Linked DNA regions of Mus musculus: region 2 is linked to region 1. The links are chromatin loops, found by intact Hi-C in ENCODE. Cell type or tissue: left cerebral cortex. All regions are shown on one strand. Links, peaks and the distances in the headings refer to the core of each region. The heading gives the core; the rest is flanking DNA. Region 1 overlaps R3hdm2 (R3H domain containing 2). Region 2 holds the start of Inhbe (inhibin beta-E).

Region 1 (9,911 bases), core at 1,041-9,040:
CTGCAGAAGCCATGATGAAACTAGCTTGCTGAGGATGCTGGGAGATAAGTGGGGGCTGGAACAAAGCCGAGGAGGGGTCAGCTGCTTCAGTAGAACCTTGGCGGCTAAGGCTCATTTGTCCAAAGGGGTTGCTGAGGTCTTCTGCCTGTTGAGAGAGTAGGGGACTTAAGGACCGAGGCTGTGTTAAACCTCATGCATTTGGCTTCAATACAGAAAGACAGACAGAGCTAGATGGGGTGGCACACGCTTGTAATCTCAGCACTTGGGAAGTAGAGGTTGGAGGATCATGAGTTCAAGATTAGCTTCAGCTACATAGTAAGTTCTATGCCAGCCTGGGCTACATAGGCCTTGTCTCAAATATACTAATAAACAAAACCAAGAACAGAAAGACAGAAACACCATGCTCTACAGCAGAGGTTCTCAACTTTCCTAATGCTGCTACCCTTTAATAACAACATTTTGTCATGGTGTAGTGACCACCCCCAACTATGAAATTACTTTCATTGCTACCTCATAATTTTGCAAGTAAAATTTACTACTGTTATGAATTGTAATACAAGTATATTACAATGCAAGTTTTCCAATGGTCTTAGGCAACCGCTGAGAAAGGGTCATTTGACATCACCCCCAAAAGGGGTTGCAACCCACAGGTTGAGAACCACTGTTCTACAGCATTCCTTATACCATTTGTGGATAGTCTGGTTTCTGTACTGTGAGAAATACATGCCTCAAGACTATGACATGGTATTTTAAACTGATAGCTGTGGGAAGCCTAAACCCAGAAATACAGTATCTCTGTGAAATGTTAACAATGCCTACCCTGATCACAGCTGTTAGTTACTATGGTTATTAGAAACAGTTTCTCTGTGAAATGGTAACAATGGCTGTTCTGATCAAAGCTGTTACTAGAGTTATTCCTCAGGAGATAGGGGCACCTACCAAAAGGAATATAGGACAAGCAAGAATTAGGTATACAACTCTTTCTGTTTCCAGTATTCCTCATGCTTCTGCCTTGCCACAAATCCTGTTCTTATAGAACACACCCTCACAGACCACGGACAGACAGCAAGGCTCTTGTAACTCCACAGCCAAGAACTGTGGGCTCGCTCCTGCTGCTTGTCTCCATACTCCCTTCCCAGGTCATTTCCACCTTTGTTCTTTGACACTAGCCTAGAGTTCTCCTGCCCTTTAAAAAACGACTTCCAATTCTCACCTCAGAAAGGAGGCCAGGGTGAGTGGTTGAACTAGAGGGAGAGGCTGGCTGGCTGGGCTGTAATTGCCTTTTCTCTCAGCTGCCTTCCCTAAGCACGAGAGAGTGAGGGTGTGTGTCTCACTCGTGGTGACAGGTTAGTTTCTTAGCTTCCTGTTCTGATTCCTGTGCTCTGAACAGTAATTCACACACAAACACACAAGCACACACATCAGAGTAGTTCTTTTCCAAAAGAAAATATTAGAAACCAAAAGACAATGCGGCCCTTGAGCTCCACTCTGCTCTCAGGAACTGTTTTGCTACCTTCGTGGTCAGGAATAGATGACAAGAGGACTAGACTGCAGATTAATTTGAGGTCCATATTCCAGCACTTTTCAGAATGGAGATAAGAGGTAGGAGAAAAAAGGGGATTCTAGTGAAAAAGCAGAGAGGTGTGATTAATATAAAGTAAAAAAAGGAAGGGTTCATCAGCACCGTGAAGTAATCAACTATGAGGGAAATAAGATTTGCAAAGGATTTGTATTTAGTATGCAAACAATTTATTTTAATTTTTAAAAATTTATCTTTGCTATTTTTGAGACAGGATATGACTCTCACCCAGGCTGGACTGTAATTCACTATGTAGCCTAGGCTGGCCTTGCACTCAGGGCAGTCCTTCTGCCTCATCCTCTTAAGGGCTGAGATTAAAGGCGTGCACCACTATAGTTACTTTACAAACAATCTACACAGCATGTATATGCATCTGAAGAGAACATAAACATACGGTGAGACAGGTAGGATGTAAACATTTTAAAACTGGTACCTGAGAAGTCTGCAATGAAGGAAATCAGAGAGAAAAATTCTGTACAGAATAAACTGGGAGAAAGCGACATGAAGGACACAGAGAGCTGAGCTGAGGGCCTGGGTTAGTGAGATCCCTCCGCACACTCAGGAGCTCGCCATCCCTGTCCTATACTCACTAATAGCTTTTGCATGCTGTGCTGGTCCCTCAAGAAACAGCTTTCTATGTCTCTTCCAAAAGCACCACATGCTTGCAAGGCCACCAAAGACTGACCCAGACATCCCACAGATACAGGCCACACAGGGACAAGACAAAATGGCAAATGGTCGTTATACCATGTTGTACTGCTGGGGCGGAGAGACTGGCAGAAGGACCTGGGGACAGGAGCTTGGAGAAAACTGAACCGGCTGTGGAGAGGGCTGCAGGGCCGGGACTGGCTGTGGGCAGCACAGCGGCATGTGGAGAGGAAGAGAAAAGCATAAAGGGAGGCGGAGGGAAGGGAGGAACACATTAGTCATACAAGACATACTTATGAATCACGTGGCCGTTGAGCAGGCTGCCCGCCAAGCCCGGGATAGCTTGTGACTTCCACATCTCTCTCAAAAGAGACCCAGTATACCCCCTGCCCCATTTGCCACTTAAACTCTGCAACTGTGAGTTATCTCGGGGCTCTCAGGGGCAAGGTCTAAACGTGAGTTCAAGCACAGCCTTCCCAGGGTGTATTCTGTGCTGAGCACACAATCACTAAGGAGCTCCGCCAACATCCCCTAAATGCCCACTTGAGGTCTACTGTGTACACCCAAGGGCAGTTAGTTCTCCTTGAGGAAGTGACATCTCCCTCTATAGGGAGGAAGAGGAACAAACCACCAGTAGATTCTTGAGTCATGATTTTCTGTGTTCCTTCAAGTTGTGAGGGCAACATGAAAATGCCCTCATGAGCGAATGGGGCAAACTCGGAGGAAAGCACAACCAGAAGCCCGCGGTTTTTATCCCTTAATCCCTTCACTGGCCTCAGGAAGGAGACTGTCTACTGAGAACACACAGGGTTCTAGATCAACTAACTATTTTCCTTCCGTCTTCCTGTCCAGTCCTTTGGATCACTTCATCACTTCTCCAGCTGGAGCCCCTGGTGCAGGAGGGTGAGCTAGGAGAGTGGTCAGGAGGGAGAGGGAAGGAACATGGAGACGCTGCTTCATGACAGAATTCCTAGAGATAGGGTAACTTCTAATTACAGCAGTGAGAGTAAGGGTGGAGCTGGGGTGCAGCTGAGCAGAGTACTTGCCTGGCACTGCAAGGCTCTGGTTCAACCCCAAGCCACAGAGAAATCAAATGGCCCATCGAAATCAAAGCTATGGCTTGGAACCCAGAGGGGACGGACTGGGGACCTTGGCAGAGGATCTGACATCTAGAGTTTTAAAGAGTTACTGAGAATCCCGGGTGTCCTGGAGAGGGACATTGCTGTAGCCTGGAAAGTTAGCTCAGCCCACGGACACCCTATAAGCCAACGGCATTCTAAAGGTAACTGCTGTTCAAGCTGCCCAACGTGAGCTGCAAACGCTGCAGGTTCTATTTTCTTAGACCTCTTGGGGGAGGACTTACCCTGGGTCGGGCCTTTTGAACAGTGAAGTGGCAGAGCAGCTCATTTTCACTAAACTGCAAACAATTTGTTATGCTACACTGCTGTTCTAGGAGGAATGCTTATTTCAAAGTGTGAATAAAGCATGTTTTCATTGCAAACTTCAGAAACCACACTATAGATATGTGTGACCATAATTCTTTGTATTTTGGATTAATTGTGCTTCAGTAAATAAGGGAATTTGACATGTGAAAAGTTCTAAACTGAATAGTATATAACAATAGTAATTACAAAACAAAATAAAACAAAAAACAAACAAAAAACCCCAGCTCATTTTCCACACATGTGTGCGTTGTAAATGGAGAGTGAGCCAGGAATGGTGGCACACACCTTAACTGCAGCACTTGGGAGCCAGAGGCAGCCTGAGTTGGAGGCTAGTTTGGTCTGTACAGGAGTTCAGGACAGCCAGAGTTACATAATAAAGATGCTCTGTGGGGCTGGGGAGGGTGTGAGGAGAAGGAAGTGGGGGCCAATGTTCTTCTGACTCCTTTAAACAGGAAATGCCACGGTAAAGGAGGACCTCACTGTTTTGTTTGTTTGTTTGTTTTCTTTTTTCCAAGACAGGGTTTCTCTGTGTGGCCCTGGTTGTCCTGGAACTCACTCTGTAGACCAGGCTGGCCTCCAACTCAGAAATCCACCTGCCTCTGCCTCCCGAGTGCTGGGATTAAAGGCGTGCGCCTCCACTGCCCGGCCCTCACTTCTTTTTTTTTTTTTTTTTAAAGATTTATTTATTATTATATCTAAGTACACTGTAGCTGTCTTCAGATGCACCAGAAGTGGGCATCAGGTCTCATTATGGATGGTTGTGAGCCACCATGTGGTTGCTGGGATTTGAACTCAGGACCTTCGGAAGAGCCGTCGGTGCTCTTAACCACTGAGCCATCTCTCCAGCCCCTCTCACTTCTTTTTAAATGTGTATGAATGTTTGCCTGCCTGGGTAACATGTACCAGTTGTGTCTCTAGTGACTATAGAGACCAGAGGAGTGTACCTGTTCCCGTGGTACCAGAACGACAGATGGTTGTGAGCCACGATGTAGGTGGGAGGAATCAAATCTGGGTCCTCTGTAAGAACAGCTAGTGCTCGTTCCCACTGAACTGTCTCTCCAATATTGCCATTGCTATTTTGTTGTTGTTGTTGGTGGTTTGGTTTAGTTTGGTTTGGGTTATTCTACCATTATTTTCTTGGTTGGTCTCAGAAACCAAAAGGACATCTGTTGCCACCTACTGGTGAATTCTGGGATACATGATAGCTCTGGGATGTGTAGAGAGACACTATAGCTACAGAGTTAACAGGGCTCCTTTATAACATTCATTCCAGTCTAAACTCAACAAAACCCAGCCACTGAGCCTTCACTGCCCCCCCCCCCTGGTGTCACCTGCATCGCTGGTGCAGGAGGGTCATTTCTGCTTAGTGAGAGGAAGTGTCCCAAGAAGAGTGAGAGTCTTGTTTTGCCAGCACTATGTCTGGGACTGGGCAAATGCCTTTTGATCCCTTTCCCAAAGTTTTCTAAAAGCTTTAGAACACAGTAGCATATACTGATTTGGTCTCTTCCTTCATTTCTACACTGCTATATTACTTGAGGAACCAAACAGTGATTATTTCTGTGCAACTTCATAGCCTCACAGTGCAGACAGCCATGAGAACAAAATGACAAGGAGAACAGGAAGGCAGGGATGGAGGTGAGGAAGGAGAGGCCTCGGGGTGAAGTCAACACCACAACAGGACGAAGAAAAGAACTGAAGTAGGAGAGGTTGTGGGAAGAAAAGGTAAAGTAGGAACAAATATTAGATGATGGTAAGGTTAACAGCTCCCATAAATAAATACCCCCAACTTCCCCAGGGTCAGACTGTTTGGGAGTCTGTGATTATGATTGACCTCCAGAGAGAACAGAAACCTTTGAATCCCCAATCTATAGCATCGAACCCAACACCACACTCCATACCAACAGCCCTTCCACTGAACAGCAGAATCCAGGAGCAGGGGGAGGAGAAGGCTGGAATTTAGAGCCTATCACTTGCCATTTACTTCAAAACATGAGTCCCAAATGGTCATTCTTCTATCTCTTTACCCCTTCTCAATTCTTGCTGTGTTTTAAGTGTAGATGTCAGATAGAAGGAAAAGACAAAAGACTAAGAGGGAAAAGGGGGAGCAAGACTATTAAAATATACACATTTCAGAGAAAAAGACTACAGAACGCTGGGACCTTAGCAAGTGAGATGGACATACAAAACACCATGGAAGGCTGGGGGCAGGGCAGCTGGAAGAGGAGCACTTTACCCACTCACAGGCAGAGCAACGGACCCAAGTGCACATCTTAGCAGAGACCTAAGCTAGTATGAACAAGACCTAACAGGGCATCCTGGGATCCTCCCAGTTGAGTTTCCAGTTCATACTGACCAGGTTCTTTAAAAAACAAAACAAAACAAAACAACAATAATAAATATTATTAGTATTATTAATTATTATTATTATATCCCATCTGCAGTTTCCCCTCCCTCCTCTCCTCCCAGTCCCTACTCCCAACCTCCCCACTACCCCTCCCCATCCATTCCTCCTCCAATTCTCTTCAGAAAAGGGCAGACCTCCCATGGATATCAACCAAACACAGCATATCAGGTTGCAGTAAGAGTTGCAGGCAGGGTTCCTGCCCTAGAGATGCCATGCTGGACTGGGCAGGGAGGGAAGCAGCCTGGCAGGTAAAACAACGTAAAGACGGAGTGAAGAGTAGACATGAAAGGGCTTCTGACTACAAAGGATATGAGGTTAGATATGGGACTCTAATCATGAAGAGCTCTGCTTACAGGACAGTGCTCTGCTCAGAATATTAAGATTCAATTGACAGAAAAGCTGACTCAGGCTGATGGCTTTCACGGTCTGCACGGAAGCACAAGATTTCTCAAACCTTGGTTAACAGCAACATCAACCAAGGTCTCTCTGTGTAGCTCCAGCTGTCCTGGAACTCACTCTGAAGACCACGGTGGCCTTGATCACAGAGATCTGCCTACTTCTGTGTCCTGAGTGCTGTGACTAAAGGCAATTGCCACCGCTGCCCAGCAAGTTTTGCCTTTAAAGGAAGCTCTTGCTCTCCAGCTCACGGAGCTCAGACTCACTCTGCAGCCCTGCCTACGCCCCTACCTCAGCTTCGCCAGGACTGGACTTACAGCATGTGCCATGCCACCTGGCTGGTCTCTGCCTTTGAGAGGCCTGGACCTGTGATATTTTAAGTTTCAACATAGATACAGTGAGCAGAATGACTTTGTTAATTTACAGAGGATTTTAAAGGGTGCAGCAGAAACACAACTTGGAGTAAAAGAGCCACAAATTCTCAGATAACCAGAGGTCAACTGCCAGGCACACACCTTTCAATTCTCAGCACTTAGAAGGCAAAGGCAGGTAGACTCGGTTCCTGGCCAGCCAGGATTACACAGACAGACCCTGTCTCATTAGAAGAGGAAGAAATAAATATACAACAGAGTTCTCAGGTTAGCCAAGTGTGACAGTGCACATCTGCAATCCAGCATCTGAGAAGTTAGGGGAGGACATCAGGACATCAGCTTAGGCTGCCCCCAGCCTAAACTTTATAGCTAATGTAGGCTTCATGACATCTTGTCTCAACAGAACACAACAACAAAAGGAATGTCTCAGCCAAACAAAACACTTGCCCCTGTCCTGCCCTCCCAACAATTAACAAATAAGAAATGGAGGCAGGCGTAGGCTGCTTCCATGAGGGACATGGTGGCCTGAGCGTCACTGACTTGGAACAAAGGGTGCTGGACACTTGAGCAGTAACTCACCTGTGAAATCATGTGATTATTCAAGGGTGGCTGGTGTTGAGGAGTGGGTGGGAGAGCAGGAAGTTGTTGTTGTTGTTGTTGTTGCTGCTGCTGCTGCTGGGCAGTACAAGGAAGAAGGCCCCGGACAGACTGGGGTGAGGTGACCTGGTTGCACACTTCTGGGGCACCTAGTGCCATGCCTAAGGCAAAGAGGAGACCCGCCCCAAGTTGTAAATACAATGCGCAAATGGAATTCTGAGGGCCCAGCTGCAGGATTTTACTTTTCTTTGCCCTTTCTTTCTGTTCACTTTCTTTCCCAGTTCCCCACAGTTGCCACAGATCCACGCAAGGATAGAGCTGTATTGCAGCTTTTCTGCTGACCGCTTAGAAAACACCTTGAATGTTAACGGCTGGTTTGAGAACTGAACAAAATGTTCTGGAGCAGCAGTTCTCAACTTGTGGATCGCAAGCCCTTTTGGGGGTGGTATCAAGCGACCCTTTCACAGAAGTTACTATCTACATATCAGCTATTTAAACTACAATTCATAACTAGCAAAATTATGGTTATAAAATAGCAACAAAAATAATTTTATGGATGGGGGTCATCACAACATGAGGAACTGTATTAAGGGGGTCACAGCATTAGAAAGGTTGAGAAATCTGTTCACAAGATAGAGGCAGGCAGATCTCTGTTGAGTTAGAGGCCTGCCTGGTCTACATAGTAAGTTCTAGGACAGCCAGGGCTATATAGAGAAACCCTGTCTCAAAAACAAACAAACAAAAACAATAAAAACAAAAACCAACCAACCAAATGACTGCTCACATATGTGAAGCTGCCGAAGCACCTCCCCTGCGGTGTCTAAAGTCAGTCTGTGTCTCGTAACAGGATGGCTTAAAACATGGGGCTTCAGAGATTCCTGTCCACTATGGGACCTTGCCTTCTCCTTACTGCCTCCCCACTTGTGTGACACCATCCTTTATGAAAGCTGCTAAGAAAACAACTTCCATCCTCCAGCATCCATACCCACCCCACAAACACCACCTTTACCCAGGAGGTTTTCCCATTTCCAGGCTCACTAAGGCATCTGCATAGTCACACAACACATTTAAAGAGAATAGGGTTTATTCTGGCTCAGCATACCACATACTTTTACCAACTATATACTATGCAAGAGGGATTCTGTAATGAGCTATGGTATGGCCCTTGGCTAGCTCCTAAAATCTGGTAAGAAGATAGAGAACTGGTAGTGCCATCACCAAAGCTGAGTGAGAGACTGAGAGAGGAGCTGAGGAAGCAGGAGTCCCCCAGAGGGTAGAGGAAGGGAAGTTAGGAGATGGGGTGTATTTGAGTGATAACTAAAAGCTTATCAGGTTGAAAGGGGACAAAGCTAATGTCATATTCAAGAAATGGCTGGCAAGTTGGAGAAGAATGTGTTTTTAAAAGCTAGCCTCAGCTTCCCAAGCTTCCACCATGCCGTTTTTATCGGTGATGTAGAACCATGAACTCAAGAATGTGTGCGCATGTACGTGCCAGAGTGTGTGTCCCCAAGGTCAGCAATGGATGCTGCTTTTCAGGAACCACTCACCTTGCTTTATGGGTTTGTTGGCTCAGCTATGTTGGTTCATCAGTGAGCCTTGGAGAGCCCCCTGTCTCTCTCTTCCCAGTGCTGGGATTGTTAAGTGCACACCATCATGCTTAGCTTTTTAAAATTTTTTTTTGTTGTTCTTTTTTTGTTTTTCGAGACAGGGTTTCTCTGTGTAGCCCTGGCTGTCCTGGAACTCACTCTGTAGACCAGGCTGGCCTCGAACTCAGATATCCGCCTGCCTCTGCCTCCCAAGTGCTGGGATTAAAGACGCGCGCCACCACGGCCGGCTCACTTTTAAAAAATTTTTTGTAAGTAATTGTATTTTATGTGTGACTGTTTTGCCTGAACATTATTTATCTGTGCCATACATTGTGTCTAGAGCCAAAAGAGACTAAATGAGAGCATCTGATTCCCTAGAACTGGATTTATAGGCTGGAGAGATGGCTCAGCAGGTAAGAGCACCCAACTGCTCTTCCGAAGGTCCTGAGTTCAAATTCCAGCAACCACATGGTGGCTCACAACCATCCCTAATGAGATCTGACTCCCTCTTCTGGTGTGTCTGAAGACAGCTACAGTGTACTTACATATAATAAATAAATAAATCTTAAAAAAACAAAACAAAACAAAACTGGATTTATAGATGTTTGTGAGTCACCATGTGGGTGCTTGCTTAGAATCGAACCCAGAGCCAGAAAGACATGTATGGTATGTACTCACTTATAAGTGGACATTAGCCATAAAGGGCAGGATAACCATGCTACATTCCATAGACTCAAAGAAACTAAGTAATAAGGAGATCTTGAGGGAGGATGCAAGAATCTCACTCAGGAGAGGTGGATGGAGAGAAGGAACTGAGTAGGAGAGGGAATGAGGAGGGGAACAGGGATGGCAATCAGTTACGGGGAGGGAGCACAGCCAGGGCTG
Region 2 (9,911 bases), core at 1,370-9,369, 130 kb after region 1:
TACCACAAGCAATGTCATTTTGTTCCTGGCAAACACACCCTTAGCTCTCCCTTAGTCAACTATGTAATCTACTCTGCCTCCCTGACCCTGCCACCGGAAGGTTCCTATTCCACGATGATATGCCTTAGTGTCTCCCCTTGAATTCTGTGGCTCTCCGAAGAACCCCTTCATCAGGGTCACTGAAGATTATATTGCTGCCTTCCAAAGAAAGGCTCATCTCTCAAATCTGGAGACCCGAGCCCAGATGTGCTACTAAATAGTGTTCTCTGCCCTCTTCTGCCCTCGGGGGTGACATACCAAGTCTCATTGGTTGGACATTCCTCTAGTTTCCAGCTGAATTTGACCAAAAGGAGACTCCAGTTGGAAACTAAAGCCTAGGATAACACAGAAAAACTCCATCAGGCATAGTGGCTCACATGGACAAGTCCAGCCCTGCACACGAGAGACTGAGGCCAGCTAGCTCTAGGCTAGCCTGGGTTATGCCATTAAGACCTTTGTCACAAAGTAAAAGAAGGAAGAATGAAAGAATATCTCCTATGTCACTTATTTACAGGCTGTGGCTCCATGGGCTGTGCAGTGTCCATGTCACATCATTGTTTCGACGCTTAGGAGTCCGATGGTGTCTCCGCTGTCTAGTCCCTGGTGTTTGAACATCCCCCCTTTCCAGTTCACTGTGTAGAGCAGGCTTGCCTAAAACTCACAGAGATCTGCCTTCTTCTGCTAGGATGAATGGTCTTCACCGCCATGCCTAGCTTTGAGCATTATTTCTGTTGGTTCCCTTAACCCCACCTGTGACTTGGTGACTCTCTCACTAATTCCTCCTGAGATAGCTCAAAGGGTTCCCATCTCCTATCTGGATGTGCCCTAATACCCCAGGTCACAGGAGCTTTCTTCATATGACCCATCTGTCCCATACCTCACGCCCCTTCCTCCCGCAGGTTGCCCCTTCTTCCCTCCTCTCCCTCCATCCTCCATTCAGAACTACCTTCCAACAGTTTCCAGGGCTAATAATGAACTAGCTTTTGCCTGGATCTCATCTCCCTCTGTACTCACTCCAAGAGATGAGAGAGATCAATAATCAATTAATCAGTGAGCCAGCACTGGCCACAGGTTGGGGGGCAGAGGCATTCTCAGAGCTGGTGGCTGGAACTCTGCCCACCTCCCTTCCACATGCTCTTAGAGCATTACCATGAATCCTGCCCAGAGGCTTGAGTGGGACGAGAAAAGGAAGGCCTCCAATAATGAGAGGCGGCATTTATCCGAGATCTGGTGCTCTTTGACCTTTGCCTTTCTTTCTTCACCGCCCCTTTGGCCGAACAGCCCTGAACCATGGGGTCGATATTGTCTGCAGCCCAAGGCCAGGTTTGCGCAAAGCCCATGTGTCCTCTGGGAAATGTGATGTCTGTGTTTGCTCAGCACATGCTCCTTTTCCTACCAGGTAAGAGGTCTCCGTAATGGAGATGCAGAAGAGGCCACCTGCAAGCGATCTTTTGGGGAGCTGCGAGTCAGAGCTGTGGGGTGTTTCCCACCCTTGACTTGTCTGCCCTCCATCTGAAGAGGTTCCATGGTTTCTCTTCCTCCCCCTTCTGCCAGTGTGTCCCACTTTTATCCCTCTCTCAGATCAAACTTCTTCCCTTAGACTGACAGTTTCGGTGCCCAGGACCAAGACCAGGGCAGGGAAAAGTGAGGCATTCATCCGACAGGCAGAATTTTAAGGTGGGGGCAAACAACTCATCAGTGGAGGAAACCGGTATTTTAATGAAAGATTTTTCAGAGTGGATGCTGCAAAGGAACAAAATAGCATATTTAAAAATAAGCACCCGTCCGTGTTATTCATTTTCTTTCTTTTTTGGCTCTGCTTTTTGATTTAAAAAAAAAAGAAGAAGAAGAAGAAGAAAAATGGAATGCTCTGTCATCTTCTTCGCACCTTCTCCCTGAACCCCTGACCCCAAGACTCCTTCAGGCTGTTCTCCTTTGGGCAAATAAGTAGTCCTGCTTCTTCTATTTCCTTCCCCGTTCTCAAACCCGATGCTACCCCCCAACCTCCAGTCAGCCTGGTGGCAAGGCGGGCAGTGTGGCAGATGCCTGGGTATTTATAAACTGGAAGCACTTCTTGGGGAAAGTGACTAAGATGCTAAGATCGTATTTATAGCTGAGTTCTGACGTAAGTGTCAGCGGGGAGGTAGGACCGGGCCAGGCGCAACAGCAAAGAGGGTGGGAAGAGCTAGAAGCCATGGGCACCAGACTGGGCTGGGGAAGGTAGCGTCGGTGTCTCCTGCAGCCACCTCTTTCGACTTCCCCTGAGCCTGTTTCCTGGCACAAGCCCTCCTAGACACCCCCAGGAAGGGGCACTTGCAGTCTCATCGGTCATTCTCCAAGGGGCCAACAAGCTGTCACTCTCCTGCAGCAACCAACAGAGAGAGACCTGAGAGCTCTAGGGAGCAGTAGCCAAAACTCTTGAATATGTTTCAGGGCCTGAGGAGAAAAGCCAGTGGATACAAATGTCTCCTAATCCTTTCTCCCTCTTCTCCGCTCCATGGTGCCCTGAGTTTCTAGGAAGTCTGGCCTCCGACATCAGGCTCCATGGCCTCGTGTCAATGGTGGTAGGGATGCACTCTGGCAGTAGCGAGGTAAAAGAGCAGAGGAGCTAGCCCTTGTCTACTGCCTGTGAGGGAGGCAAGATCCTAAGGGAGTCCATGAGGCATATCCACCATCTTTCCACTCTCCAGCAGCTCTGTCCCTGTCCCCAGGATTCTCTGGTCAACCACTGTCCAGTGACAAGGCACTGCCCCATGGTGGACACAGAAGGTACTGAGGCTCAGCCTTCAAAACACCCTCTTCCCCTGGTCCAGATCTAGAACTCTCTAGGCAGCACCGCCAGCTAAAGAAGGGAAAGGCAGAATGGTCGGGGCCCTTAAGTCACACCCTCTTTGTCCACAGCTCTCTCCCTAATGCCACCCATGTTCTTAACAAACCTGGCACCTGGAGAAAGGCTAGCCTGATAGTATCCTCTTGTATCAGAGGTAGAGGGTCACTCTCATTTAAGATCATGCATCTCAGGGCTGGCTACGTAGCCCAGCGGTAGGGTAATAGCCTAGCATGCACAAAGCCCTGGGTTCAATCCTGAGCACCGAATAAAAGCCAGGTATGCTGAGGGTGGTACATGCCTTTAATCCCAGCACTCAAGAATAGACGTTGAAGGTTACCCTTAACAACACAGGGAATTGAAGGTCACCCTTGACTACACAGGGAATTCAAAGTCAGCCTGGGCTACATACAGGAGAGTCTGTCTCAGACCACAACAAAATAAAGTAATTCACCATAGTCTTCACGACAAAGGAAACTGAGGCATGAGAATCACTTATACTAGAAGTTCTAGCCAGCCTGGACATCGTAGAAACACCTCATCTCAAAAGACAAAAACCAAAGCAAATTAAAAAATTAAAAAATAACAACCCACACCCCCACACCCCAAATAAGCTGGGTGCTGATGGCATACATCTTTAATGCCAACATTCAGGAGGCAGAGGCAGGTGGAGCTCTGTGAGTCCAAGGCCAGCCTGGTCTACAGAGCAAGTTCCAGGACAGCCAGGGCTACACAAAGAGAGCCTATAATGGGGTTGGGGGAGGTCAGATGTTGGGAGATAACTCAGTAGATAAAGCTATTGCTTTACAAGCGCATGGACCTGCATTAGAGTCTCCAGAGCCCAGGTAGAAATGCAATCCCAGCGTTGCAGACACTGGGACTCACTGGCCAGCCAGTGTAGTCTAATTAGTGAGTTCCAGACCAGCAAGGATGTCCTGTCTCAAAGGAGGTAGGTGGATGACGTCCCTAGGGATGGCACACAGGGCTGTGCTCCAGCTTACACATGCACACACACGAGCACACACACGTGCACACAAGCACACACATGCACACACACGAGCACGCGCGTACACACACACACACATGCGCACACATTAAAAAACAAAGTCGGGGGCTGGAGAGATGGCTCAGTGGCTAAGAGCACTGGCTGCTCTTTCAGGGGACTTGAGTTCAATTCCCAGCAACCACGTTGTGGCTCACAACCATCTGTAATGGCATCCAATGCCCTCTTCTGGTGTATCTGATTGAAGACAGTGACAGTGTACTCACATATATAAAATAAATAAATCTTTCAAACAAACAAGCAAAAATAAAACAAAGCCTGGATGACCAAGACCTGAGGCGGCTTTTCCGGCTTTGTCCCCTAGGTCCCTTAAATTTCCATTTTCCAACTACATTACCAGAAGCCTGGCACCACTCCTGGGCTGCCTCAGATTTGGCCAACTCCTACAGTACCCTAAAGGCAGTAGTTACCAGGCACAGGTGCTTCAAAGGCGCTCGCCCTTCTGCCAGCTCTGCCGGACTCTGCTCTGCTGTAAGATTGCATCACCACGAGCCCACCTGGCCGGGTTTCCCCAGACATCACAGAAGATGTCCTCATCCCTGCTCTGGCCCTCCCCCAGGTGGACTCTGGGCAGCCAGCACAGGCAGGGTCAAAAGGTAATTTCTATGTCCCGTGGCACTGCCACCTAGGCCTGATCAAGAGGACTCCATTTTTTTTTTAAACCACCCTTTCTAAAACCTAACTCGGCTTGAACGCTAGAATTATTGTTCTGACATGGAAACCCCGAGAACTAACCCACTGAAACAGCCTCATAAAACGGTTTCCGTTTTCAAGCTCGGAAGTCAGTCAGGGCATACTGAGGAGCCACCGCCCATCCCCACCTGGCTCCTATGGACTCCCTCACCTGAATCCCAGACCTTGGGAACTGACCGTGTGAAATCATCCTCTTTCTTGCATCATGCATGTCCACGTTGCACCTCCATACCCCTACCTCAAGCCACCACACCCAGATGGTGAAACTCGAGTCCCGGGGGAGCCCTCCACCCCCTGCAGGGGCCTGATGGGCAGCGCAGCTGGCCAATCCTAAGGTTCAGAGGGTAGGTCTGCTGGTTGACCGCTAGGTGAGGGATCCCAAGCAACTGGCTCTAAAGAGGCCCTGCCAGTAGTTAGTCATGAACTGTGAGGGTCACACATAGCTACCCCACCAGGCGATCTACTCTCAGTCTTCCTGAGTCCTAGGCTATTGAGGACAAGTAGCTTGGTCTGCTCTTTGTCAAGGGTAGCTGTGACACTGGTTTGCTGTTGCTGCTGCTGCTGCTGCTGCTGCTGCTGCTGCTGCTGCTGCTGCTGCTGCTTCTGTATCCTCTTTGGGAAATCAGACTCATAAAACTGCCACCCATTCGAGGTTCTCAAAGCAGAGCCATCTACCTGGAGCATGAAGCTTCCAAAAGCCCAGCTCTGGCTAATACTGCTGTGGGCATTGGTGTGGGTGCAGAGTACAAGATCTGCGTGCCCGTCCTGTGGGGGCCCAACACTGGCACCCCAAGGAGAACGCGCTCTGGTCCTGGAGCTAGCCAAGCAGCAAATCCTGGAGGGACTGCACCTAACCAGCCGTCCCAGAATAACTCGGCCTCTGCCCCAGGCAGCACTGACCAGAGCCCTCCGGAGACTGCAGCCCAAGAGCATGGTCCCTGGCAACCGAGAGAAAGTCATCAGCTTTGCTACCATCATAGGTGGGTGAGGGGAGAGAGACCGGGGACAGGAGACACAAGGAGAGGCCTGCAGGGGAGGCAGGAGGCGTGGGGTGTGGCAAGAGAAAGAGCTGGGGACACAGGCCGTCCAGGCCCTTTGCAGAGGTCTGTATGAGAGATGAGGGATGGTTGGGTAGGGTGGCCGAGTGTCAGAGAGAAGCTTTGTTCATGTTTTAATTTGCTTTTTTGTTTGTTTGTTTTTGTTTTTGTCTGAGCAGACAAATCCACTTCAACCTACCGCTCCATGCTCACCTTCCAGCTGTCCCCTCTTTGGTCCCACCACCTGTACCATGCCCGCCTCTGGCTGCATGTGCCTCCCTCTTTTCCGGGCACTCTGTACCTGAGGATCTTCCGTTGCGGCACCACTAGGTGCCGAGGATTCCGCACCTTCCTAGCTGAGCACCAAACCACTTCCTCTGGCTGGCACGCCCTGACTCTGCCCTCTAGCGGCTTGCGGAGTGAGGACTCTGGCGTCGTGAAACTCCAACTGGAATTTAGACCCCTGGACCTTAACAGCACCGCTGCGGGACTGCCACGGCTGCTCTTGGACACAGCGGGACAGCAACGTCCCTTCTTGGAACTTAAGATCCGAGCTAATGAACCTGGAGCAGGTCGGGCCAGGAGGAGGACTCCCACCTGTGAGCCTGAGACCCCCTTATGTTGTAGGCGAGACCACTATGTAGACTTCCAGGAGCTGGGGTGGCGGGATTGGATCCTGCAGCCGGAGGGATACCAGCTGAATTACTGCAGTGGGCAGTGCCCGCCCCACCTGGCTGGCAGTCCTGGCATTGCTGCCTCCTTCCATTCTGCCGTCTTTAGCCTCCTCAAAGCCAACAACCCTTGGCCTGCGGGTTCTTCCTGCTGTGTCCCCACTGCACGAAGGCCTCTCTCTCTCCTCTACCTTGACCATAATGGCAATGTGGTCAAGACCGATGTGCCAGACATGGTAGTAGAGGCCTGTGGCTGCAGCTAGCAACAGGGCCTGAAGGTTCTGGGTGAAGTTCAAGGTTCAAGTTGGGGGTTCCCACGTGTCTGGAAGCTCGAGTTCCGGATCCATACTGACACCCAATAAGCTGTGTAGCAGTATGCCTGGGTTTGACCCCTATGGAACTTAAATGGGCGTTTTCTTGTCCCAGATTCTGGCCTATTTCAGGCTGTTTCAAATGTGGACAGATGGGTAAAGCGTTGCCTTTCAAGGGACTGCCTGGCCAGCACCATTTTCTACATCAAGCCCTGTTCCAGGACAGCAGGGATGCCGTGGGAGGGAAGGAAGAACACAGGGAGAAACTATTTAGTCTCTCCCGAGAAAGAAGTTCCTCAAGTAATGAAGGCGGAAGTAGAAGGGTGGGCAGATTAGGAAAAGACAAACATACAGGCTAAGAACAGGGTGCATTGCCTGCTTTGACAAGGTCAAGAGGAAGAGGAGCAGGCGCCGAGGAAGGAGGGGTGTCGGGGTCCCTGGAATCGAGAATCAGTAAAAAGGGGTGCTGAACTCGTAAGTTCTTAGGCTTCCCCCTCGAGGACAGGACCCACGCGGGTGACATACATTTTATATTTTCTTAATAAAAAGGAGAAAGAAAAGCACCAGAGAATTGTGTAAGGGGTTGTTAAAATGGGCCAGAAGCGAAGTGTGGTTTGGGGACCTCTGTGCCCCAGCGGGTTTCTGAGACTTTCTCAGGGGTTTTCAAGACTATTTTCATAATCACACTGAGATGTTATTTATCATTTGCTACCATTATCTTTACATTGTACAGTGGGAACAGGGTGTGGTGGCTTACACTTATAACTACAGCACCGTGAGTTCAAGACCGGCCTTCATAGTGAATTCTGGGCTAGCCTGAGCTATAGAATGAGATCCTGTCTCAAAGCAAACAAACAAACAAACAAACAAACCAGACAGTCTTTCCAGAGTGTGTTATATGACACAGCTGATGACATGATTGCTGATATAGTCTTTTCCTTTCTCTCCTTTAAACAATTTTATTTATTTTTATTTTATGTGTATGAGTCTTTTGTCTGCATGTTAAGTGCAGCGCTGGCTTGCAGTGCCCGTGGAGTTCAGAAGAGGGCGCTAGATCCCTGGAACTAAAGTTAGAGCTGTGTGTAAATTACATGTGAGTACTGGGATTAACAGAACTCAGGTCCTCAATAAGAAAAACAAGCATCCCTAGTGGAGCCATCTCTCCTCCACCACCACCACCACCACCACCACACACACACACACACACACACACACACACACACACACACACACACACACACACACGCAAAGTTTGTTTTGTGTTTTGTTTGGAAACAGCCCAAGCTAGCCTGGAACTCTCAATCCTCCTGCCTCAGCCCCTCCTACCCTGGAATTAAAGGCATAAACCATCACACCTGGCTGTGTGTTCTTTTGTTACCATACTTTCCACTGTTTATACTTTAACACAATGCTGATATTCAGAAGTCATGCTTTAAAAGGCATGTAGGGTTTTTCTTAAAGACTGATTAAAGGAGTTCTAGAAAGTTGGCTCAGTGGTTCAGAGTGCCTACTGGGCCTGAGTTCAATTCTTAGTTCATAGGTTCGGTGGCTCACAACTACTTGTAACTCCAGCTCCAGGGGACCCAATGCCTCTTCCCTTTGAGGGTACACACACACACACACACACACACACACACACACACACACACTCATACACACATACCCCACAATTAGAAATAAAACACTGGAGAGCTGACTCGGTGCTTTAAGAGAGCCTGTGGCTTGTGGAGGACTAGTTTGGTTCCCAGCTACCGTGTAGTAGCTCAGCCATTGATAAACTCCAGTTCCAGGGAGTCTGACATCCTCTTCTTCCAACCTCCACAGGCACCAGGCATGAATGCTGTGTGCATACGTGGATGCACATAAAATCAAATAAATACATCTGTCTCGGTTAAAGTTTCCATTGCTGTGAGCAGACACCATGACCAAAGCAACTCTTACAAGAACAACATTTAATTGCTAGCTTACAGGTTCAGAGGTTCGGTCCATTATCATAAAGGCAGGAGCATGACAGTGTCCAGGCAGGCATGGCTCTGGGGGAGTTAGGAGTTCTATATCTCGTTCTCAAAGCAAACAGGAGCAGACTGTCTTCCAGGAAGCAAGGAGGAGGGTCTCAAAGCCCACCCCCACAGTGACACACTTCCTCCATCAAGGCCACACCTACTCCAACAAGGTCACACCTCCTAATAGTGCTACTACCTGGGCCAACCAAAGTTTGTTTGTTTCTTTCTCTTTTTTTCCTCTCCAATGTGATGACCATTTTATTTTATTTTATTTTTATTTTTTATATATTTTTATTACGTATTTTCCTCAATTACATTTCCAATGCTATACCAAAAGTCCCCCATACCCACCCACCCCCACTCCCCTACCCACCCACTCCCCCTTTTTGGCCCTGGTGTTCCCCTGTACTGGGGCATATGAAGTTTGCGTGTCCAATGGGCCTCTCTTTCCAGTGATGGCCTACTAGGCCATCTTTTGATACATATGCAGCTAGAGTCAAGAGCTCAGGGGTACTGGTTAGTTCATAATGTTGTTGCACCTACAGAGTTGCAGATCTCTTTAGCTCCTTGGATACTTTCTCTAGCTCCTTCATTAGGGGCCCTGTGATCTATCCAATAGCTGACTGTGAGCATCCACTTATGTGTTTGCTAGGCCCCGGCCTAGTCTCACAAGAGACAGCTATATCAGGGTCCTTTCAGCAAATGCTTGCTAGTGTATGCAATGGTGTTCTTTCTTTCTTTCTTTCTTTCTTTCTTTCTTTCTTTCTTTCTTTCTTTCTTTCCTTTTTTAAGATTTATTTATTTATTGTATATAAGTACACTGTAACTGTCTTTAGACACACCAGAAAAGGGCATCAGATCTCATTACAGGTGGTTGTGAGCCACTATGTGGTTGCTGGGATTTGAACTAATGACCCCTGGAAGAGCAGTCAGTGCTCTTAATCACTGAACCATCTCTCCAAACCCAGGGCCAACCATATTCAAATCACCACATTCCACTTTCTAGGCTCCATAGACTTATTCAAACACATGAGTCTATGGGGCACATACCTGGCCAAATCATAATGAAAAATATGTTTAGTCTAACTTCAAAAGTCCCACAGTCTATAACAGTCTCAACAATGTTGAAAGTCCAAAGTTCAAAGTCTCTTCTGAGATTCATTCAATCACTGTAGTGGCTATTCCTGGTTGTCAACTTGACTATATCTGGAATGAACTACAATCCAGAATTGGAAGGCTCACTTGTGATCCTAATCTGGAGGCTGGG

The links. A loop is a pair of places that touch in the nucleus more often than their neighbours do. Peaks named below come from ENCODE experiments on the same cell type or tissue, not always from the same donor. Only the 100,000 strongest peaks of a DNase experiment are listed, where the experiment ranks them.
Region 2: a loop joins it to region 1, with 2.2 times the contacts of the local background. A loop is called at or near these places in 2 of 42 quality-filtered maps.

The regions. Positions count from the first base shown.
Region 1 is chr10:127,474,210-127,484,120 of GRCm38, reverse strand. R3hdm2 (R3H domain containing 2) reads right to left here. Exons shown (of 26, transcript NM_001168292.1): 15 at 7,423-7,601; 16 at 2,327-2,428; 17 at 1-145. Among named protein-coding and RNA genes, the nearest start is that of Stac3, 23 kb to the left of the region's middle. In left cerebral cortex, for the core only: CTCF peaks have their summits at 2,834 and 4,853 (motif pointing left); DNase peaks (open chromatin) are centred at 2,516 and 4,778; H3K27ac peaks cover 1,450 bases.
Region 2 is chr10:127,346,939-127,356,849 of GRCm38, reverse strand. Inhbe (inhibin beta-E) reads left to right here and starts at 5,002. Exons shown (of 2, transcript NM_008382.3): 1 at 5,002-5,602; 2 at 5,839-7,448. The coding sequence starts at 5,305. The coding sequence ends at 6,593. It overlaps Inhbc (inhibin beta-C), which reads left to right. Exons shown (of 2, transcript NM_010565.4): 2 at 1-528. In left cerebral cortex, for the core only: CTCF peaks have their summits at 2,793, 6,066 (motif pointing left) and 7,656 (motif pointing right); DNase peaks (open chromatin) are centred at 2,748, 5,479, 6,056, 6,831 and 1 more place; H3K4me3 peaks cover 917 bases; H3K27ac peaks cover 5,924 bases.